Regions from separate parts of the Mus musculus genome. Here all the other regions are linked to region 2. A link is a loop called in an ENCODE intact Hi-C map of the cell type or tissue named here. Cell type or tissue: heart. All regions are shown on one strand.

The links. A loop is a pair of places that touch in the nucleus more often than their neighbours do. Peaks named below come from ENCODE experiments on the same cell type or tissue, not always from the same donor. Only the 100,000 strongest peaks of a DNase experiment are listed, where the experiment ranks them.
Region 1: a loop joins it to region 2, with 14 times the contacts of the local background. A loop is called at or near these places in 14 of 42 quality-filtered maps.
Region 3: it touches region 2 in a loop (12-fold over the local background); 17 of 42 quality-filtered maps call a loop at or near these places.

The regions. Positions count from the first base shown.
Region 1 is chr1:22,266,017-22,274,016 of GRCm38, forward strand. No RefSeq gene overlaps it. Among named protein-coding and RNA genes, the nearest start is that of Kcnq5, 310 kb to the left of the region's middle. In heart, a CTCF peak has its summit at 3,156 (motif pointing left); no DNase peak of the experiment used is centred here.
Region 2 is chr1:21,214,168-21,222,167 of GRCm38, forward strand. It overlaps Tmem14a (transmembrane protein 14A), which reads left to right and starts at 4,408. Exons shown (of 5, transcript NM_029398.3): 1 at 4,408-4,722. The region is part of intron 1 of Gm28836 (a long non-coding RNA gene); the gene reads right to left. In heart, a CTCF peak has its summit at 4,412 (motif pointing right); a DNase peak (open chromatin) is centred at 4,554; H3K4me3 peaks cover 1,347 bases; H3K27ac peaks cover 856 bases; H3K27me3 peaks cover 546 bases.
Region 3 is chr1:21,341,236-21,349,235 of GRCm38, forward strand. It overlaps the pseudogene Gm21909. Among named protein-coding and RNA genes, the nearest start is that of Khdc1a, 4.4 kb to the right of the region's middle. In heart, a CTCF peak has its summit at 3,277 (motif pointing left); no DNase peak of the experiment used is centred here.

The DNA.
Region 1 (8,000 bases), 1.1 Mb after region 2:
AAAAACAATAGGCGTGAACAAAAATAATAGGCATTCCCCAAATAATAACAATAGAATGTGATAATAAAAGTCGTGGGTGCCATCCCAGGGAGCAGAGAGGAAGAACTCCATCCAGGAGCAGTCAAGACAAGTTTACAGATGTGCAGTGAACCACAACAACAACAACAACAACAACAACAAAAAGTAAGATTCTTGAATCTTCCACATACATTCCCCTAGTGGAAAAGATGGCAAGGCAGCCTTTCTTCTGGTCCTTAATGAACAAAGCAAGCAGAGGGCAGGAAACTTCTGAGTATCACCTACTCACTGCACTTTCACATTTGCTTGCAGGAAGACTAGAAAGACTTCTGTGACCAACTAAGGAAGGCAACGGTTCCTTGTGGGGCTCACGTGTTCTTGCTCATGGTTTATAAGCCCCATTTATTGATCCAGAGAAGGCAACAACTTTCTGGACTAGGAACTGACAACCAGATGAGATCTGAGGGAGAAGAGAGTCGCGATCCCTTCTTGTAACGATCATTTGCCTTTGCTCTGGTCACTAAAAGTGTGTCTTGCATGCGGTATTAGGCTTTAAGCTTCACCAATCAACCAAGAATCCACAGTCCCAGTCGTTCATTCCTGATGCAGTTTCCTTGGCAACCATGGCCCTGCCAGAAAGCTCACCAACCCACAGTGAGACTGTGTGAAGCCCAGCAGCTCTGTCAGGAACTCTCAGCTTTTAAATAATAGGAGACCACACTGAGATACTTTCTTGCTCAAACGCCAACCTGGATGCCATCATTCTGTATTTGTGGTGCGCCTTTCATCTGGGCAGTTCAAAGCAGGACTGGGTCGGACCTTATGGAGATGAACGTTATAGTTAGTCACACGTTCTGGAAAGGAACCAGAAACGAGGTGTGAGGGAAATCAAAGGACTCTGTAGCCGAGTGCTGACTTCGCCCCTTCCTTTCTTTTGCTTTCTCCCTTCCTTTTATGTCTTCCTAATGTTCGTCCCCATTTCCTTTACTCCTATTATATATTTCTTAAGTGATATCCCTGGCACTCCCTTGCAGTCAATCTTTACAGTTGCCTCTAGAAAGACCAAACTCGAAGGCTGGACTTGAGATCGCCCACTCTGTAGGTTCCTCCATTGACTTTGCTGTCACCTGAGCTAAACATGACTAGTGTCCATGTCAGATGCTGCTACTGCAGGTTTCATTCAGATCATCTGAGTCACTCTTTTCTTTCCTTGCCTCAATTGATGATCTTGGAGGGAGTCCCTAAAGAGCCCTCAATATCAGAGAAGACAAGAAGAGTCCCTGTACAAAAATTAAAACGTTCCAACAAAATCACTTAGGGCAGAGTTCTCCCAAGATTAGTGTCCAGATACCTCCCCAGGGATGACATTATAAGACGCCTTTGATTCAGTTTTGGATGGAATCTGAGGTTCCACATCTCCAACAAGCTCTCAAGTCACACTGCTCCTAGTGGTTGGGTTAGAAGACCAGCCTTTGAGGAAGGAAGGGCTCTGGCTCTGTGTCTGCATCTATACTGTTCCTCTGTGGGCTGTTAGGATGAGAGTGGGAAACACAGGTCCCGTTCTTATACCGTTTTGTATAATCAAGAATGCTTCATGTATTCCTTTGAGACATGCAAGGTAGTCAGTATTATTGTCTGTGTTTTCTGTTCAATATCAGAAAATAGTGAGATTTCACAACCAGTTGTTTATACCCGTCACAAAAAGATTAATTTAGGAGTTGAGAGATACTAGCGTCTTATAGAGGACCTTTAAGTGCCACATCAGATGGCTCATGATCACTTGTCATTCCAACTCCGGTGTATCTCATGCCCTCTTCTGGCCTCTTGGGCACTCACGTGCATGTCACCAAACACAGACATGCATGTATATAGGTAATGTTAAAATGAATAATACATTTTTAAAAAAGAAAAACCCAACTTGAACGTTTTGTTGTTATTGTAAAAAGTATAAATTGTTGCAGTGGCTGTTAAAACGCATCTAGCAAGTTGTTTCAAGGACTCACAGAAAGGTTTTCAGAGACATTTTGAAGGTCTTGTTGTTGTTATTTCTTGGCTTCTTTTTGCTTTTTTGTTTTTGTTCATTTGTTGATGGGAAGCTCCCAGATTCATAGTTAATGGAACTTTACTGATTCAGTGGCTATGGTCTGGCTTCTCTCCAGACTGACTTAGTTACTCGTGGTAATGAGACTGGGAAGATACCAGACGCGAATCGGCTTCCACCTGAACCTGAATGGAAATGACCTCATTTACCTGAACCACAGGCATGCCGGGAACGTGAGAATGTACCTGTGTTTGCAACTCTTTGTAATAGTTAATATCCTTAGAAGAGGTCTTGCCACACCCAAACTCCAATGACAGCCTCAGGGATCTAGGGTAGAAGGGCAAAGGAATGTGGTGACAGAGACTGCCACCTTCCAAAGGCCACCTGGAGCTTCAGAAACTAGGAAGGTTATGAAAAGATTCTTCCTATATTCTAAGGCTACTCAATCCCTCTGAGTTACCATGGCTTTGTGTTTCTGACCTCTCGGGGCTTACACACAACTCTTGTTATTTTATGTCACCCACTTTGTGGTAATTTGTTGTGGTAGACCTAGGAGCCTTCACAATTTCCCAACGTTTAACATAGTCTAGCTTTGTATGTTTCCCCCCCCCCCCCCCCCCGGCTCTTCAAGCTTCCAGATGTTTAACCCAGCCTGGCTTTGAATGTTTTCCCGTGTGCCTCAGAGCTCCCGATGCCTAGCTTCTGTTGTCTGGTCTGGGCACTTAGGGGTTGCTTGTAACGTGATCCTGAGCATCAACCAACTCCGTATTGAGTAAGTGATTCTCCGGCCAGACTCATTAAGGAAAATCACACGAACTTACTGCAATTTGAAAGCTTTAAGAGTAAAACTCCGTATTACAAAAGAAGGCATCGTACGTAATTCTTTAATGAGAAAGAATGATAAGGATGTGGACATTTTTGAAATTTTAAGACAGTTAAAGTTCCAAAGCAGATGTGTTTATGTAATGGTAAAGACAGTTTCCGAGGTTTGGCCTCAAACTTTCAAGTTTGGTCCATTCTGCTGTAATTGCTCTTGAGATTTTTATGGCAATGGTACTGTGAAGGGTATCCAAGCTGCATGAAGCGCTGCTGCCATCTTGTGGCTGAAATGCCCCACTACATTTGTTTTCTACTTGGGCAAGACAGAGTTCAGAGTGGAAGTCAGGTTTTAATATTGAACTTGTGTCCTTCAGCTGGTGTGGCAGAGTATGACAGCACATGCTCTCTTTTCTTTTTTATTCGACAAGGGAGGAGAACAATATAATACAGCTGCCAATAATCGGTGGCAATTCACAAATACCACTCTCTCCGAAGATGAGAGCACACTGGGAATTTCAATTTGAGTTGTAGTCCCTGCTCAATCTGTGTGTGCGTGGTCTTCAACACGCGGGGTTCTGGAGAGGAAAGATGAGGAGGTCACAGTTTTAAGAGGCCAGCTACTACCCACTCTGTATTTGAGGTTTCTTCTATGTTTTTCTGCCGTGAGGCCATCTACCCACACTCTGGAGAGTCTTTTGTTTGTTTAATTTTCTGTCATCTAGCATTTTGATTGCCTAGTTTTCTAGGAAAAGGAATTTTAAAAACCTCTGAGTCATGTTTGATATACAGTTGCCATATATTAAAATTATTGTTCTTCGGCACCAGCTTCCTTTTTCCCTTAGTAGATATTCCTGAGTGATACACACCAGCATCTCCACTCCCTAAACCATAATCAAATTGCCAAACACACTAATGCTCAGAATCATGACCTGAGGTCTTAAGAGTGGATGTTCTAGGACCTACCTCTACCATCACCACTACAAATGTGTGAGGAGAACACCTCATAACTCTTTAAGATATTATTTGAAAGCCTCACTCCAAGAATGTCTCAAGAACATAAATGAAGCCCTAAAACATTGTTCTCAGGTATGAAATTGGTAATTTTAATCAAATGTAAGAGTTATAAATGGCTAGGGAAATGAATTTGGCTTTATTTCAATGCAGTTTTGAGCAGCTAGTCCCTCAGAGTGAAGGCAGAACTCAGGTTGATTGGTTTGTTTAATATATGTGTTCATTTGTTTCTCTCTTCCTTGTTAGTATGTTTATTGTTTATTATTAATACTACATTTAATGGTTGTTTTGTTCATTGATGTGACAAAATAGTCAGAAGCAACGTGAGACAGAGTGGTCCTTAGGTGGTGAAGGCAGGAATGTGAAGCCAGCTTCATTGCACCCATGGCCAGGAAGCAGGGATGATGGCCAGTATTCTGCTCAGTGTTTCATGCTTGACTCACTCTGGGTCTCCAGCCAATGGAATGGAGCTGTTAATCCAACAGACGTGAGGAGAAAGACCACTGATGCGATTCATGGCCAAACTAATTAAGGCGAGCTTTGTTTTTTTTTTTTTTTTTTTTTTTTGTTTTGTTTTGTTTTGTTTTAATTTTATTTTATTTTTATTAGGTATTTTTCTCGTTTACATTTTCAATGCTATCCCAAAAGTCCGCCATACCCCCCCCCCCAATCCACTACCCACCCACTCCCCCGTTTTGGCCCTGGGGTTCCCCTGTACTGGGGCATATACAGTTTGCAAGTCCAATGGGCCTCTCTTTGCAGTGATGGCCAACTAGGCCATCTTTTGATACATATGCAGCTAGAGTCAAGAGCTCCAGGGTACTGGTTAGTTCATAATGTTGTTCCACCTATAGGGTTGCAGTTCCCTTTAGCTCCTTGGGTAATTTCTCTAGCTCCTCCATTGGGGGCCGTGTGACCCATCCAATAGCTGACTGTGATCATCCACTTCTGTGTTTGCTAGGCCCCGGCATAGTCTCACAAGAGACGGCTATATCTGGGTCCTTTCAGCAAAATCTTGCTAGTGTATGCAATGGTGTCAGCGTTTGGGAGCTGATTATGGGATGGATCCCTGCATATGGCAATCACTAGATGGTCCATCCTTTCGTCACAGCTCCAAATTTTGTCTCTGTAACTCCTTCAATGGGTGTTTAGTTCCCATTTCTAAGAAGGGGCAAAGTGTCCACACTTTGGTCTTCATTCTTCATGAATTTCATGTGTTTAGCAAGTTGTATCTTATATCTTGGGTATCCTCAGTTTCTGGGCTAATATCCACTTATCAGTGAGTACATATTGTGCGAGTTCCTTTGTGTTTGGGTTACCTCACTCAGGATGATGCCCTCCAGGTCCATCCATTTGCCTAGGAATTTCATAAATTCATTTTTTAATAGCTGAGTAGTACTCCATTGTGTAAATGTACCACATTTTCTGTATCCATTCCTCTGTTGAGGGGCATCTGGGTTGTTGTTTTGCTGTGGCACTAACTTTGGGGGAACCTAAAAGTCACATACTGGTGACTCCAAGGTTTCCTTCAACCTGGTAGTAATTAGTGTTCATCTGCTCAGCTTTGCTGAGTGTTAGCCAGCACAAAGGAAACTTGTACTTTGAGCTACTAGACACTTTGGCTCTTATTTCCATTCGCAGTTACCTGCCTCCTGCTAAAGAAATATTGAACACCATGTTAAAGATAGGAAACCCTCAGATTTTTTTTTTAAGAGGTTAGAAGCAACACTGCATGACCATGCCCCGCCACCTGCTTCTTTACCCTGGTATTTGAAACCTAGTGACCTCATTTCCATTTTCAGTGTTCCACTGACCTCTTTCCTGTTGTTAGCACAGACTGTGTTCTGATGCGAGGTTTGGCCCTGTGATATGGTTCTCATCGGATATTTTATTTGGTTAGGAGAGCCTTCTTGTATGACTGCGCTTCTGTCTGACCTCAGGCATAATCATGGGTTCATTGAAGTCCTGGTTATAAAAGCTTTTCTTTTCCCTTATATATATATATATGATTATTTGGTGATTTACTAACCTAAAGCACTCAAAAGATTTGGGTGAACAAATAAAGTATGAATGGAAAGTACCCTTCTCCAATTCCTCATGGACTTCTGTTAGGGCCAAGGTCCAGTGCCTAGGGATAGGAGGGAGGTCACTAGAGGCCAAGAGGTTGAAGAGATTGTGGGAAGTCACAAGCAGATAAGACATTATTTATTTGTGGTAAGGAACACCACACAGACCAACAACCTCTGGCAGACTCAAGATATGTACTAGCACATGTAGGCCAAAGACAGGCAAGCATAGAATACAAACAAACCAGCACACAGGTTATAGGCATGCAGTTCTACAGAAGTCAAAAGCACCCAGTACAAGGAATGATCCTGACCTCAAAGCCAGATTTATATGACACTCACACATTTAGGTCACAAATAGTTAGATAACAAATTACTTCACTGTTTACTTTGGGGTTCTCTGGACATTCGGTGTCAGCCATTTTTGTCCTGAGTCTAAGGCCCCAACTCCAGTATTCAGAATCTGCGATCTTGGACCATGCTGTCTAAACATTGCAGGTTATCATGGCCCTCTGTTCCTTATGATTTCTTTAATCTCTCAATGGCTTCATCATCATTTTCAAGAATAAATCAAACACATGTGGCTCAATGATCAAGATTGTGCAATTACAAATGAGACAGAACACAAGAACCTATCTAGGTGATGGGTTTAATCCATAGCTGGCTAGATGGTCCTCACTGTCATATATGCAGTCCACTGTTAACAAAAATACTGTTATGTGGCTCATAATTATATTTTGAAACTTGGAGAGTGAAGGAGCATGACCCAATAAAATGGCTTTGGGTTTATATGATTAGTAGTTTTCTAACTCTGATATGAGGAGCTGGACCACTGGATCAGGTGCTGTAGGTTTGGTTTGGAGCTTAGACTTCTTAGACAGATAGAGACAGTAAAGATAACATAGACCCAGAGCAAAACAAACCAGAAACATGCCAGAAACACGGGGAGTGGACAAAGTAACAGAATGGTCCAGATGTGTCTCCTTCTACTTTGTACCCATCTCAATAGTTATACACGGAAGATGCTGATGAAGAGGGCCTGGCTGACAAACCCTTTTACTTTGTGTTATGTTGGCAGTCGGGGTCAAGCCCACTCCAAGTATCTCTTGTGCAAGGACAAGGCTCTCTTGATAGGCAATAGGGGCCAAAGTACAGAGTCCCTGAAGCAGGGCTGTGGGACCTGCTTGTTCTAGACATCGTGGTGATAGTAGGGACTTCGGTTTGATTCAGCATGGAGATTTCAGAACAAAATTCAGTTTTACTCAATGTTAGAGAACAACAACCATTAGGCAAAGCCTATCTCAGAGGAGGAAATTCATATTCGTAGTCAAAGCTGCTTAAAAAATTGGACGTAGTTTTGGGCAGTTAGGAAGAATTGTAGAGAATATTTCAACAAAATATTGGGAAATATGAACCAGGTGAAGATATGGGGAGGGTTGCCAAAGTTAGCAAGAGAAAACACGTGATTCTCAGTTGCATTTTAATTTCAGATAAGCAAGTAATTTTTAAAAGCCTTCACATAACTTTAATCATGTGCTGTTTATTTGACTCATATTTAATTGGAAATCATGAGTTTGATCTGGAAACCCTAAATTGGAGAAGTCAGTGAGCAAGGGGTGAGGGCTGGATGCAGGGGGAGAAAGGCCACTTCTGAAGAGTTTGGAGATGAGGGGACGAGAGGGATAAACTGGAATTCTCTTCCGAGCGGAGACCTGACCCACTGGCCTAGAGTTCTCATGCTCACACTCCCCTGGCTATCTATGTATGAGATTGCCCACACTGGAGTAACTGACAGATAATTAGCTAGAATCAGAAACAAATACATATGACATGTATTTGAAACACAACCAAAAAAAGTTTTAAAACCTGAAGACCTCCCCATACTGTGAAATTAGTATAACCTGAATAAGGTCAACTCATGAGAACATTACACATACACTAATATTTACTACATGTCATTACATTATTGTGTAACAACATAATTACATTATCACTACTCATAATAATTACTATAATATTATATTATGACATTACTGCTACTTACT
Region 2 (8,000 bases):
TCTTCATTTAGTTCCTGAACATGCTCCACCCCGCAAGCTGTGGAGAATGGTATTTTCTGAAGACTTCTTACACAACCTAAACGCTTGAGTTCAGACTGAGATGCAGTCTTATAGATTTTTGTTCCCTCTCACTATCATCAGAAAGTCTGCCAAAGCCAGTTTGTGACTGATCGTACTCTCTGCAAAACGTTCCTGGAGGCATAAACTCTGATGGTGAGCAAGCCCTCAAGGTGTGGGACATGTCAGGCACTGAGCAAAGCTGGCCCAAGAGTGAGGTGACATGCTGTGGGCGGCAAGAGCTGACAAGTCAAGTCTGCCAAAGCTCATTGGAGCCCAGATAATGCCAGACATGGAGATGGCAGGGTTGGTGTTTCCCTGCTGGCTTTCAGTGTGGATTTGGTCCTGTCACTCCTTGCTGTCTACCCTCGTTCCTCTCTTTGGTAATGAGAGACTTTAGTCTGTGCTGTGACATACTGGGAGGCTGTACTTCATTTTCTTGTATTGCTGGGGCTCATAGTTTAGAGACTGAACCGAGTTTAGAAGCAACACTGGAAGAAGAGTCCTGAAATGTGTCTGTGTGTAGCATCAAGTGTGGCACAGACTCTCAAGCTTCCTGCACTAGAGCTGCTGCGCTGCACATGAGCACAGAGCCTGACCTCCAGGCTTCCAGGTGACTGGCTTTGGAGAAGGGCCTGAGAATCTGCTCTTCTAATCCTCTCTCAAGTGGTGCTCACACAGGTCTGGGCACCACCCTTGGAAGATCATTGTGTATATTTAAGACTAAACTCCAAGAAGGCTTAGCTAGGTAGCAAACAAGCAAACAAACTGCCAAACTGTTCTGTTTCCCACTCAAAATCCAGATTCACTCAGCAGAAGCAGCCACCAAGTCCTCTAAGAGATGATGAGAGGTGGCATCAGGTGGGCTTTGGAAGAGTTTCACAGTCAAGGGCATTCGAGACGTGGAGAGCCTCTGTGATAAGCTTATTGGTGCAAATGACCTGGCGGATACACAGCCGGTCTATCAGACAAGCTGCAGATTCAGTGTAGGTCACTGCATGAGGTTAGGGTGTGTGTGTGTGTGTGTGTGTGTGTGTGTGTGTGTGTGTGTGTAATAGAATCTAAAACCTTGCCGTTTCTCAGAGGTAAGGTCATGAGTGTTCTACTCAAATGCTTTCCTAGGCAGCATAAATAGCTCGATGGCAGCACACTGTGCTGACAGAGGACTTGTGTAATTCTGCCTTGAGGAGAGCCGAGCTTGAGGGCAGAGTGATTTCTATCGAGACTTCTTGCTTCTGAGACCTCTGAAAATGAATGTCCTCAGGGCTAGAGGCAGTCCTTAGAAGTATCACTGAAAAAAAAGAACATGAAAACACTGTTCTTTCTTTCTCCTTCTGGTTTTAAGAGACAGGGTTTTTCTGTGTCATCCTTTCTGTCCTGGAAGTCACTCAGTAGACAAGGCTGGTCTCAAACTCACAGGTCCACCTGGCCTTGTCTCTCAAGTGCTGAGATTAAAGGTGTACACCCCCATCACCAAATGAAAAGATTGTTGTGTCATGGAAATGTGTCACTTTTTAAAAATTGAATATAGGAAGGGGTTATTAATTAATCCTATACTATTTGTACTCCCCCTTTACATTCCATTTTATTGTACACATGTACATTAACCTTCACAGTGTTAGCAGAGCAACATATGGTAATTTTAAAATAGGTTATAACCCAGACTAGGTGGTTCACATCTATAATTCAGCCCTTGGAAGGCTGAGGCTAAAAGGATCACTGTGGCTTTGAGTCCAGCCTGGGAGATATAGGGGATTCCAGACCAATGTGGGTTACGTAGTGAGACTCTCTCTCAAACATTAAGTAATTATTAATATTCTATGTACTGTATGCACACATGCTGATTCAACACGTCTTTGCCTGATGAACAGAAGTAAAGTTGCCATATGGATCAGAAAGGAAAGAGTGAAGACTCTTTGCAGTGTACACTTGGAATACCTGAGACACACTGACTTTCTCAGTGATTGTTGAGAATCAGGCTTAGGACCCAGTGAGAATAACTCAGAAAGTCCTGACTGATTAGACAGCGGGCTGGACAAATGGACTGGTGGCCTGCTTCTCCCTTCCACCATTTTCTCCTCTCCTCTACCTATGGAAACACCCATTACTACAGAGCTAGCAGCTTTCCTCTGGGATCTGCAATTCTCAAAACTGTAAGGATTGGAAGCAGGTGCAAATGTCAGGCAGAGTAAAGAATTTTCTGTTTCCACTAACCTCTAATTTAATCTCACTGTTTGCATTAGGGAAATACACATCAATCCACAGTAGCACTGCTGTGTGTCTCCTATCATGGGGGACCACACACAGTCCCATTACAGACAGTTCATGACAGTACTTACATGTGACACAATTCTGAAGTTATGCTGATAGACATAACTCAAGACCATTTACTCTTCAGGATATTTATTAACCGAGCTTCCTTTGAGATTTTATGTATTTCTCCGGCATGCCAAAGGCTCTAGGCCATACTGAATTGTGCATCTCTGTTACTACGAAATATGGACAAAAAGTCTGTCTTAGTTGGGGTTTTTATTGCCACGATGAGACATGACCACAGCAACTCTTATAAAGAAAAAAACACTTAATTGGGGCTGGCTTATGGTTCCGTGATTTAGCCTATTGTCATCATGTCAGGAAAAATGGTGGCATGAAGGCAGACACTTGGGGATCTGAGGGTTATATATTAGGAAGTACAGACATCAGGAAGAAAGGGTGACATTGGGCCTGGCTCGAGCATCTCAAGGCCAAGAGACAGAGCCCACTCCCGGTGACATACTTCATGAAACAAGGGGACACCTCCTAATAGTGCCACTGCTATGAGCATTTAGGGGCCATTTTCACTCTAACTATCACACAGTCTTACAAGTTGGCAGAGGTGCTGAGGCCACAGGGAATTGTGTCTCTGTCACCATGGATCGTAGGTAGACAGTCTTACAGGTTGGCAAAGGCCGAAGGTTTCACTGCACCCTCATCCTCAGCTCCACCCTTGGCTTCCACTCGAGCAGGTGGCAGCTGATGGCTTGAGCTCAGGTGACAAGTTCCCTCTACCTAAGAGCAGTCCTGTTCCACATATCTGACAGTGTGGAATCCCAAATGCCCTACAGAGAGATGTTCTCTGGGGTTCATTTAGAATCACTGAATAGGAGCATGTTGTGGCGGCTTCATCTTCTGGTACTTTAGTAGGAGAATCTCTGAGTGTCTATTCTGAGCCATATCTTAATCTGCTGCCGGGGCTGATGGTATGAGGGGTGTTTAAGTGCAACAGACTGCACAAGAAGGACTGTGCTCCAACTTTCAGACCAACAGAACAACAACAAAGACCAAACTCTAAATCCACTGTGAGTAAAGGAGCCATCATTTACCCAAGCATGCCATGGAAATAATAAAGCTTTCCAAGAGGGTTTTCATATTATTTTTAGACTTTGAGTAGGAAAGAGTTCTGAATCTGAGGAGGGGGGGGGAAGGGAGAGAGACAGACAGAGAGAGACAGAGACAGAGATAGCTAGGCCACGTGTGCACAATCAGGATGTGGGAAGAAGAGAGAACCAGGAGAATCTGAAAGCAAACTTTAGGATGGGACTAACTCCATAGCTCCGTGTCACTCCATAGCCCTATGTCAGCGCCCCTGCGACACTTCCAGGGTCTGATTAATTCTCTAGGAGCAGTATAGATTTCCCAGTTCTCAAAAGCAGTCACATTACTTCTCCAAATGTGTGTGTGTGTGTGTGTGTGTGTGTGTGTGTGTGGTGTGGTGTGTAGGATCAACAAACAAATGCCACCTGTTTAATGTATATAATTAATGTATATGTCTTTGAGGTAATTCTATTACTCCTCACCTCCGAGAATTCTGGAGCTTTCCTGAATACCTTGATTGCTGTTGTATAAGGGAGGGCACAGTGTTCATCCTAATTACTATTTCCATCCTAGAAAGCCCAACTGGAGTCGCATGAGAATTTACCAAGAGACACAATTTAATGTCAGTGTAAGGAGATTTTCTGGAAACTGATTCCCCTAGCCTTGCAGGACTCAAAATTCTTTCCAACTGTGGCGTTATGTGCCACACCTCCTGATCATCTAAACCTGGATACCTTGATCCCACAGAGTAAAAGAGTAAAAGATCAGGAGGCTATCTATGCCCTTATCTACCTACCGGCATTCATGCCTTGAAATCAGGTTAACTTTCACTGATCCTGAAGACCTTCGCATTCTGGAACGTCCCCACCTCCACTGAAAGTGGAAACAATTTGTAGACTATGTATATGTTGTTTACCTTCCTAAAATTCTTATGACGATGTAGGGGGATCCTAGCTAAACCAAGGAGTCCCTCTGCAAGCATCATCCCGGCCGGCAGGGGGAAGCAGACTCCAACCCTGCGCTCTCGGGGCCTACACAGCCGGGTGGGGAAGCGACTTCACTTCCCAGGGTCTTGGCCTCTGCTGGCCCAGAGCTGCACCCCACTCCCAGGCCGAGGACAGTAGAAGAACTTGGGATCCAGGACTCTACAACGCACGAACCAGCTCCAGAGAGGACTCAGCTCTGTGCACTCTGCTCTCTAAGGCGGGTCGCAGCTAGGCAGTGCGCCTGCGCAGAACTGCTTCCGGATTGAGGGACTACTCTTGCGCTTTTTCCGCTTTCACCAGCTGCAGCAAGTGCTCAAGGGTGCAGGTGAGCTGTGCATCCATCCCTTAAAAGAAACTTTTCATGCAAAGGCATGAGAATAAACCGTTCTTTGCTGAGCATCCGCCCTCTCCTTCAGTCCCTCGATCTTCACAGCAGAAAACAGTTCAGACGACCTGGGGAGGGAGGGAGGGAATGGCATCTGCCCTCCCACAGATCTTTTCTGGCTCATCCTTCCAATTTCCTGAATTTCTGCTTTCCTGGGGGCCCTAAATATCGCATCTGTCTTACTCTTTACCTTCCCAGAGGTGAGGCGTGGTGGTAGGTAAAGTTCAACCAAGACTTGCTTCAAAAATGGCTCTCATGCCCACTTAGATCATAGGTAATTAGTTTATTTTTATGTGAAAATGCTTTGTGCATACTTATTTACAGATATCTTAGTGGGTGGAGAAGATTCAGGAGGACCTGAGATGGTGGGGCTGCGGAGGGATTTTCAGTTTCCTATGCTAAGCAGTGAATAATTTTGTTGCATTGCATCCAGGACGTTTTCCAGTCCTATATCAGCACCTAGCCTCTGTCTGTTGCATGAACATGCAGTGAACATGCCTCCCTCTTCCAGCCACATTCCACAACTTTCAAGTTCTTACACCCTTTGGGGTTTGGGAAGCAGGTGCGGGGAGGCAAGTGTCCTTTGCTTTCCAGAAGAAGCCAGCAAGATAACTGACTTGTGTAAGTTTTCACAGTAAGCAATTGTTGGCAATGGATTAATTTTACCCTTCTATAGAACTAAACTCAGTTCTCTGTGGAGACGCAGGAATTGTGGGATTCCTGACAATGTAGCCAAGGATGGTGAGGCAGTGGGGGTGTGGGTGTGGGTTGGGGGGGTGGCCAGCCACTGGATAACTTCCACACAGGCTGTGTATTGGAGCCACCCACTCATTCTCTCAGGGCAGTGCGCTTGGAGCTGTGTGCAGGTCAGCAATGGATGAACTAGTGTGGGTTTGCCCTACTTGAGCTTGGCTGGCAGAGAAAAAGAATCTGACAGGCAACGAATCTCAAGCAGGAAATTAAAGGAATTTATCTCTTATTGAAACAGGGTCACACGATCAGTTGGGGGACTCAAGAAGGTGAACTCACTTTTCATATTTTAAGTTAGCTTAGAAGAAAAATTAGAATCCACGTTACTATCCAGTGACGAATAATCTGTGCTATTAGCTTTGGATTTTTAAAAAAGTATGTCTTCTTGACTATTAGGCACATCAGTGAATAGTTCAAATATATGTGTATGTGCACACACAAACATGCTCTCGTGCTTACACACACACACACACACACACACACACACTACTGCCCAGAGACTCTGACTAAGGGAAAAGCATCAAGACTTCCCACCCTTAATTCCACTAGTGCTCCAAGACAGAGACCAGTAGGGAGCCTTGCTTGTAACTCCCCAGCCTTGCCCACCTCCAGGCTGTAGACTCTCAAGGCTGACTCTCAAATGCATGCACGCTCCCCTTTATTGTCCTTTCTCACAGGTGGGCACTCTCATCAACTGATAGCTCCACTGCATTCAGCTCCAGATTCATGTCCCCCTGCCTTTCCTGAGTATGTTCCACTACCACAGCTAGGAAACATTAAGTCTGCCTGTAAGGCTTGCTGGCTTAACCCTTCACTGACCTTGGGGCAAGACCCACAGACTCCCCTTACAGGGTGATGTGAGCGCAGGTGATATTTCTAATGGACACTCTTTGCACAAAACATGTGTGTTTCAGGATTTAAGGTGTGTCATTATTCGTTTGTTTGTTTTGAGACAGAATTTATGTGTGTAGCCCTGGCTGTCCTGAAACTCACTCTGTAGACCATGCTGGCCTCGAACTCAAAAATCTGCCTGCCTCTGCCTCTGCCTCTCTGCCTCTCTGCCTCTCTGCCTCTCTGCCTCTCTGCCTCTCTGCCTCTCTGCCTCTCTGCCTCTGCCTCCCAAGTGCTGGGATTAAAGGCATGTGCCACCACTGCCAGGAGTGTCATTATTCTTTAATCGTGTGTGTCTCTGTGTGGGTGTGTACACACTCGGCCTTAGAGTTCAAAGGAGGTCATCAGATGTCCTGGTGCTAGAGTCTCGGGCAGTTGTGAGCTGCCCAGCATAGGTGCTGGAAACAGGGCTCAGATTCTTCACCAAGCTCTCCCACTCCTCCCCCTACCCTTTGCATTTCATTTCACTTTATTTACAAACATGCCTTGCTTGCTCACCAACTCCCGGAAGGCTCTGCACATGTTCATTCATCTGCCTGGAACACTGGCTTACTCTGCTTGTTCCGGCTTCCCCGAGATCCCAGCTGGGACCCTGCCTCCCCTGGACATCCATCCTTAGACTCCAATGTCCAACAGACGCCTGTCCCCGTGGGGCTGTTCACCATCTGCTACTCCCTGCCCTGTTGTACTGTAGACCAGCCTGTGTCTACAACCTTTTCAAAACTGCTTCCTACTGCCTTGCACAAAGATAATGCTCAGTAAATACTTGTTGAGTGCAAAGGGGTTTAAATATGCCTCATTGAATGTGCAGGTGACAGATTTACTCTACATTAGTTGTCTTCTTGGTGTGCTGAAACAGTAATGGTTTTTAAAGTGGGAGTATCAAGGGAAGGATATTACCAAACACAGCTAACGTTTGTTCTAAAGTGTACCTTTATTTTTAATTGACATGTAGTATAAGTGAGACCACATGGGATTTTTCTTTCTGGGCCTTGAACAATTAATGTTTCCTGAACACTCAGTAAGTGCCGGGCACTATCCTGGTACTCTAATTATTTTTGGAAGTAACCATGTGAGCTAGACATTTATAATTTCCTTCTATTAAAATGGAGAAACTGAACCACAGAGCAGCTGAGGAACGCACCTGGTTTGACACAGCTAGTAAGCCTCGGTGTCATGGAGGCTGAGGTATATGGTATGACCAGTTTCTACATAGTACTACGTGGGGCCTCCTGTGAGATGCTCATAGGGCAGAAGAGAGTGAGTCACAGGTGGATGGTGCACTGTGTCACAGGGTGTGGGGCGATTGAACAGAAGAACCCTCCACGAGATCTCAAGCCCACCACTCACACTGTTGTTCACCTTGTTCAGCTGGATGCCCCTTGTTCTCAGGGGCGGGATTGCAGAGACGCCTACGGTGAGACGTCTCTGATCCTGAAATCTTGGCTGTGTGTGGTTTGGACATTGCCTGCTTTCTCTGCACCTTAGTTTTCTCACCCAGGAAATACTCACAATGATAGCACTGCCCTCATAAAAGCTTGTGTGGTGATTGGCTGTGGTGATATGGAGTTACGTGC
Region 3 (8,000 bases), 130 kb after region 2:
CCAGGCTACCCATCTACCCAACAAGTGCTGGTGGTCTACCTGTGTCCTCCCACCTCTTCTGTTCATGGGCCATAAAAGCACACACTTTAACTGCATCAAACTGCAATGCCACACTTTCATTCAGTTGGAGAAAGGGTTCTCGGCTTTTGGCCATGTTGGGGGTGGGTCTGGTTGTGCTTGTACTCATATGATAAATTCTATACCTCAAAGTCTGGTTGTCCCAATATGAGCAAGTTCTCATGTTCAACAGCCTTTGTTGTGCAGATCTCACTCCCCCCTCCCCAATTTAAAACCAGAGAGAGAAAGAGAGAGGACAGAGAGAGGAGGTCTACATTAGTCAGGACCAGAGCACATGCCTCAATGAAATGCCTCTCTAGGACACTACACTGCTGGAGTAGAAATAACCCAGGAAGATTCAAAGTGTTTGGGGGAAGTAGCCAGTCTAGTGTTAGAGAATTAGACTAGGGTTAATTCCTCAGTAATTACACAGTTAAGTCACTGTTGTGGTGACCACTTATGTATGTCAAGGCAGTGTGCTACCACCAGGACTTTTATCATTAGACTGGAAGTGCATTTAGGTTTCCTTGACTGACTTGTGAGGATTTGGTACTCAATACAGTGGAATCTTGTACCCACATACTCCTTGGAATTCATATGAAGAGGGGGAGCCTAAAATGATGGCGATTCTTTAAAATATTTATTCATTCATTCATTCATTCATTCATTCATTCATTTAATGTAAGTACACTGCAGCTGTCTTCAGAAACTCCAGAAGAGAGCATCAGATTTCGTTACGGATGGTTGTGAGCCACCATGTGGTTACTGGGATTTGAACTCAGGACCTTTGGAAGAGCAGTTGGTGCTCTTAACCACTGAGCCATCTCACCAGCCCCAATGGAGATTTTTTTTTATGGCATGAATTCACCAGGGAAGTAGAAAGGAAAAGGGAGAAATTCAGAGGTTGTGTTGGAGGATTTGAGCTGGAATGACCCTCTTTATCACAACATCCCCATGAAGACACTCTTTCAGTGACATAATGTTGTACTCATCATGACCACAGATCCCTCCACAAGCCATGTGATGCTACAGTGGGAACAGAGCCAGCCCCCGACCAAGACCAACCTGGACATCTTTATCAGGATGCAGTTAGAGGTCTGGACCTGTCTCTGGCTACCAGGTTGAATAAGGATTATCTCTTTGGACATTACTATGTCTTTCTTGTGCCAATTCTTCTATTGTTTTGGGTTTTGTTAGAATTAACTCTATCTGTAATAAAAAGCTCACCTCTGTGAGGAACAGTAGTAAAAGTCATGGTCAGTCTTTGTTGAGAACAAGAGAAGCATACTACTGGGAGTTTCAAAGTTGTGACTTCTCCAGTCCATCTCAGGCTTCCACTCATGTCTCTGAGGGAAGACTGATAAGTACAAAACTGTTTTACAAGAAAACTGTCCAGCCAGGTGTAGTGCACACATCTTTAGTCGCAGCACTCGGGAGGCAGAGGCAGGCAGATTTCTGAGTTCGAAGCCAGCCTGGTCTACAAAGTGAGTTCCAGGATAGCCAGGGCTATACAGAGAAACTCTGTCTTAAAAAAAAAAAAAAGAAACCAAAAACAACAAAACAAAACAAAAACCCCAAAAAAATGTCCAAGAAAGCAAGCTATGTATTATTTAATGTCTTTGATGTGTTGTCCTTTCTTCTGGATTATCTTATTGATCCAGAATAGGCTTTTATATATGGCACCAAAGCATGGGTGGCCTATAGTGCTGTTAAGGAGAAGAAGACTAATCGAGGGACCGGACTTTACATATTTCTTGCATGAATTGCTTCTCTGAACAGAAATCTGGCAGGTGCTCTGGTATGAGAGAAAACATAGGTTTATTCTGTGAATAAATATTCCCCGAAGCTGATGGTTCTCGTTATAAAATACAGATAAATGGGTGTGAAGAAGGTGGGTGGAAGAGGTCAGAGAAGGTATTTACAGTCACTTGGTAAAACAGACAGGATGGCCACATGGTAGATCTTGGTGACCAGGCTGCTGACTGTCAGAGGTTGGAAGTGACTTGGGATGATAAAAGTTCCAAGGACCCCAAAGCCTTGAGTACACTGATTAGTAGGGTGTCCAAAACATTTTTGAGGCTGGATCTCACTTTTTGGATCCCTGGGTAGCCTAGAACTTCCTATGTAGATTAGGTTGGTCTGGGACTCACGGGAAGCCACCTGCCTTTGTCTTCCAAGTGCTGGAGTTAAAGGCATGAGCCACCATGCCCAATAAATTTCCTGAATTCTCATCCAGAATGTTCTGCAATGCCAGATCTAAATTGATGTCTCTGCCCCAGATTACAGCAGGCTAAGCCCCTCCCGATGTGAGCTTCCCCTCTTCATTGTCTACTGTGTGTTTCCCACAATGAAACCACTGTCCTATTCTAGGGGTGAGACATTGCAATGGGGGCCAGTGTAGAATGTGTCAAGAAACAATTTTCAAAACATTCCCTCTTCTATTGTACAGACACAGACACCGTAAGTATCAAAAAGTTAGCTTTTCCTGGTGTGGGGGTAGAACTCAGAACTGTCAGCACATCTAGTTCTTGAATACTAGGCTCCTTTCCCAGACCTTGGTCTTTTTAAACAATTTCACTACATGTCCTAAACTCCCTCTAAAGCTGACCCTACTGCAGGGATCTCTTTGGAAGAAGCCCTCCAACACCAATAAGAGGGGAAGAGCAGAGATGTCACCTTAGTCCAAAGCCAGGATAGTTCCTGAAAGGCTTCAATGCTGAGTCTAGGTACTCAAGGGTCTAGTTTGTATTTTCATTTTGTATTTAAAACCATGATGCAGGTGGGACAAGAAATCAGGATTTTATAGAGCCTATGTGGTTGGCAGGCCGTCAACGGACACGGCTTGTTGTTTTTGTTCCCGGTTGTTCTGTTCCAGGTAGCAAGTGATGCCATTGTTGTTGAATAAGCTGTAGTGCTGATATGTAGTGCAGGCTGTGAAAATTGGTGTTGCTAGCTTCTTCATAGCCGGGAATCTGGACTGTGAGTTTCTTGGAAGAGATTAAGTCAGAGGCAAAACAAGCTTTGTTCATTAAGAAAGGAATTATTTGGAACCAGCAGATAAGGTGTAATGATCACCCTGAATATAATGATATTTAGAACCTGACATTTCCAGATAAGGAAGCTGATGACTCTGAGCTTGGTCAAGAGACCAAGCAAGCAAGATTTTATAGCCTGTCCCCTATAAAACAGGGTGGCACTCCTTAGCATGCTTTGCTGCCCTCTAGAGGCCAACCAAAGTTTCAAGATGTGTTCAGAAATCTTCCTTCACCTTCCACAGCATTGCTCTGGCTTCCAAAGAAATGCAAACCTTTACTAGCGCACCTGAAAGACCCACAACATGAGGACTCCCCCGCGTTCTGACTCAGGAGAGGCGACACCCCAAATCACTCATGAGAAATGGTCTTACTGCAAACTGCAAGAGGACTTTTAATTCAAGAGCGCTCTCGGGCCCACGGTCATACACCACGCAGGGGTAGAGGACCATGGCGCCCCGAATAGCTGGGTAAGGGGGTATTTAAAGGAAGAAACCACAACTCAAGGAAGTAGGGAGGGCGTTGTTGGAAAATACCAAAGATACAAGTTAAGAGTCACAAGGAAGTGCAAAGTCACAAGAGTCACAAGGAATAACTGGTAATTGTTCGGCTTATCTCTCAAGACAGTTTCTAAGAGCCCCTAACAATAGCACATTCTTTGAATGAACACTCTTTGAACCCAGGAAGCGGGTGGGTGGAGGAATGTCATATCTGTTTAATGATTAGCATACCTTGGAGCATTGAGTCACAGAGGCCACATTCCCAAGCCTGGGCCTAAAGGCCTAGAATTTTGCTTTTATATTTTTTCACACGCAACTACAGTTTTTCTTCATTTTTATTTTGTTTTGATACAGGGTATTGCTTGTATTGTTCAGGTTGACACCCATATCATAATTTATCTTAGAAGAGCAATATTAAATGAACCTGGTTTGGATCTGTAACACCCAAAATTAACCTGTAAGGCCCACCTGCCCAAGGACCAGGTAACTTTAGCTATTGGGGACTCTCTGAGTGAACCATGCACAGCTGGGATTGATGCAAAAGCAAGAGGAATTTATTGTTCCAGCTTGTTGGGGTTGTCCTGTACCCAAAGGAGAAGCTGCAACCTGGTTGTCCAGTTCAGCAACTTTTTTATACAGTTTCCAGGGGCAGAATAGAGCATCAGCAACTAGGCACAATATGATTGGAGGAACTGTGTGCCCTTTAAACTGATTGGTAATGAGGTAGTAGGGGCTTACTCAGCCTCTCCCTTCCAGCCTATGTGCTCAGCTGACCTCTTCCCTCTGGGAGGGAAGGGGCCCAGTGGAATTGTCCAACAGTCTTTAGTTAGCTGACCTCTTCAGCTGGGAGTTGTAGTTCTTGGAAAATAGCAAAGCCTCGGGGGAAAAAGAGTACTGTAGCTGATAAGTTTGCCCTTATAAATTCCTGCAACACATGGCTGGGACCATTCCACCTGGGAAATACAGGGAATGGCCTTGACCAAAGTCCATTTCTTGGTCAGTATTTAATATTTAATAAAGCTTGCATTAAATTTGACTCAAAATGGTGGAACCGTTCCTCCTCACCACCCAATACCTGGTGAATCGCAAGATTAACAATCCTATTGCCTCTGCCTCTGGAAGAGTGGGAACAGAGACACCTATTACTATGAGGGTGTATTCCCTCCCCTCCCCTCCCCTCCCCTCCCCTCCCCTCCCCTCCCCTCCCCTCCCCTCCCCTCCCCTCCCCTCCTCTCCTCTCCTCTCCTCTCCTCTCCTCACTTTCTCTCTCTTTTTCCTTTTCAAAAGCTATTGGCAGGTGATAGCTGCTGGGAGAGGACAATACTTTTATTCTAGATACGGCCACTGGTGGGCTGCCCTGCTCCACTGAATGGCCCTCACATATGGATCAGAGAGACTAAGGAAGAAAAGAGAAAATATGAAATGGGAGAGGAAGGGGTAAGAGTGTGTTCAGGGGAAAAGGGAATGGGGAGATGAGAAATCGACAAGCTCAAAACACATTGTATATGTATCTGAAGTTCACAAGGAATAAATAAAAATATTAAAATAAATAAGGGTCTTCTTTTTTTTTTTTTTTTTTTTTTTTTTGGTTTTTCGAGACAGGGTTTCTCTGTATATCTCTGGCTGTCCTGGAACTCACTTTGTAGACCAGGCTGGCCTCGAACACAGAAATCCGCCTGCCTCTGCCTCCTGAGTGCTGGGATTAAAGGTGTGCACCACCACGCCCGGCTAATAAGGGTCTTCTTAAATGAATAATCTTTGTACAAAGAAGTGGATGCCATAAAGACCTCAGTCTGTATATAAAGTTGACCTCATTTATGTCCCCACTTACCCTCTCCTGTTGGCCTTCCCTTCTCATCCTGGTCACCTTTCTTGTTCTGAATTATCCAGATTCTGTGGACACATTTTGAGCTTGTGTGGATGATGCATGTGTGTGTGTGTGATGGAGCATATGCTTGCATGTGTGCTTGAGAGTAAGTACTATTTAATCTTCCCATCCCCCAGTGCTGAGACTTGAACCAGGGTGACCTGCTATAGTGACAATTTTCTAAATAAAATCAAACCATGGGCAGTTTTCGATTGCCACATGATTTAATGTCACTGACTTAATAGCTGTTCATTTAAGACTTTTACAGAGCAAGTTGTCTTCTAAGAATTCTTGCTGATACTTGTAGTTTCCTGAAGATTAATCTGTTACTATTTGTTCTAATAAAGATACAGGTGGGCACATGATTCTGAGCCTTGGTTTTGTTCTCTAGACTGTGATCTCTTAGATTATTTATAGTACTAAGAATAAGTGTTTGTGGCAGGGCCTGGTGCTCTATGACTCTAATTCCAGGCCTGTGAAAGGAAAGGGAGGGGGAGCTTTGTGAGTTTCAGAGAGTTCTGAGCTATACAATGAGATGTAGACCAGCGAGGGACCACATGACACCCAAGCAAAGAAAAGTAGGTTTTTCAAATAATGAGCTGAATCACATTTAAACACTGTCTCATATTGTCCGCAGTGGCAGTCTCTCTAGATGCTTCATTATGTCCTTTGGAGAAAGAAGGTCTCTTGGACCCTGGCTCTGAGTTGCTGCAGGTTTATCAATCTCCAAGAAACTTTTGACCATTTGATTCTGACAGCAGTGTGTGTTTCAGTCAGGATCGCTCTCAGGCTCCCAGGTAAGCTGTGCTGAGGTGGCTCTCAGGTGATCAGGTCCTATCAGGGTGCCAGCCTCTGTGGCTACAGAGGGTGCAACGTGGTGAAGACTGAGAGGGAATCTCACAGAATTCCTGACATGCACAGAGGGGAGTAGTCTCAGAGTTTGGAGGAAACTAGTCGGAGTTTTGCAGATGAATAATGTTTTCAAATAGGGTATCCCTATGCAATCCTGGTAATCCTTAAACTATGAAGACCTGGGAGGCTGTGAATTTACAAAGATCTGTCAGCCTCTGCCCCCTGGGTGCTGGGATTAAAGCTGTGAGCCACCACACTTGGCCACTAAAGTAGGAATTTAAAAGTCCCATTATTGGGCTAGCTAGATGGCTCAGTGGGTAAGAGCACTGACTGCTTTTCCAAAGGTCCTAAGTTCAAATCCCAGCAAACACATGGTGGCTCACAACCACTCCTAATGAGATTTGATGCCCTTTTCTGGTGCCTCTGAAGTCAGCTACAGTATACTTATGTATATTGATGACTAAATCTTTGGGCCTGAGCAAGCAGGGACTGAGCAAGTGGAGTTGACAGGAGCCAGAGTGCTGAAAACAATGACCAGAGTGAGCAGAGGTCCTAAAAATTCAATTCCCAACAACCACATGAAGGCTCACAATTATCTGTACAGATACAGTGTACTCACATAAATAAATAAATAAATAAATCTAAAAAAAAAAAAAAAAAAAAAAAGGTCCTAAACTCCTCAGAAATTCTGTGGATCAAAACCATGTGCTTGTAAAGCCTGAGAGCTCACTGGACCCAAAAGAAAACTCTGAAGGAAAAGAAAAAGAAAAAATATTGAAAGAGAAGAAAGAAGGAAAAAAGAAAGAGATAGAGAAAGCAAAAAACAAACAACAACTTGAACAAAGGTGGAAGGAATAAAATCCTAAGAGCTCACAGCTGTAGACTGATAAGAAACCAGTGATCTTTCCTCTGAAATGTAAATAACTCTTCAAAGACTGGGATAGTGGCCCACACCTTTAATCCCAGCAACAGGGAGGCAGAGGCAGGTGGATCTCTTGATTTGAGGCCAGCCTCATCTACAGAGTGAGGGCCAGGACAGCCAGGGCTACACAGAGAAATCCTGCCTCCAATAAAGCAGGATGGAGAGACACACATCTCTAATCCTAGTTCTCAGAAGCCTGCGACAGACATGAAGAAGGCAGCTCTAGTCTGTGCTATCTAAAGAGTTCCAGAGCAGCCTGAGCCACCAAGAACCCCACCTCCACACAATAAAACAAATGAATAACGAACAACCCCAAGTTTCTTTCTTTCTTTTTTCTAGACAGGGTTTCTCTGTGTAGTCCTGTCTGTCCTGGAACTCACTCTGTAGACCAGGGTGGCCTCGAACTCAGAAATCTGCCTGCCTCTGCCTCCCAAGTTCTGGGAATAAAGGCATGCACCACCACCACCTGGATGTGAAGTGTCTTAATGAGTCAAGATCACAACAACTGTTCAAAATTAGTCATCCTGAAACAGAGATTCCTAGGGGCTGGGAACTACTTTAGAACTAAGGAGTCTGGGTTCAAGACTGGCACCAAACAAACAAAACCATAACAAACAAGAACAACAAAACAATTCAAAACAACAAAAACCAAACCAAAATAACCAACAAAACAAACAAACCCAAAGAAGCTAATGTCATCTTGCTGCCATGGTGACAAGTTGACAATTAGCTGTACAGCCTCAGGAAGGAAGGTGACAAACTTGAGCACA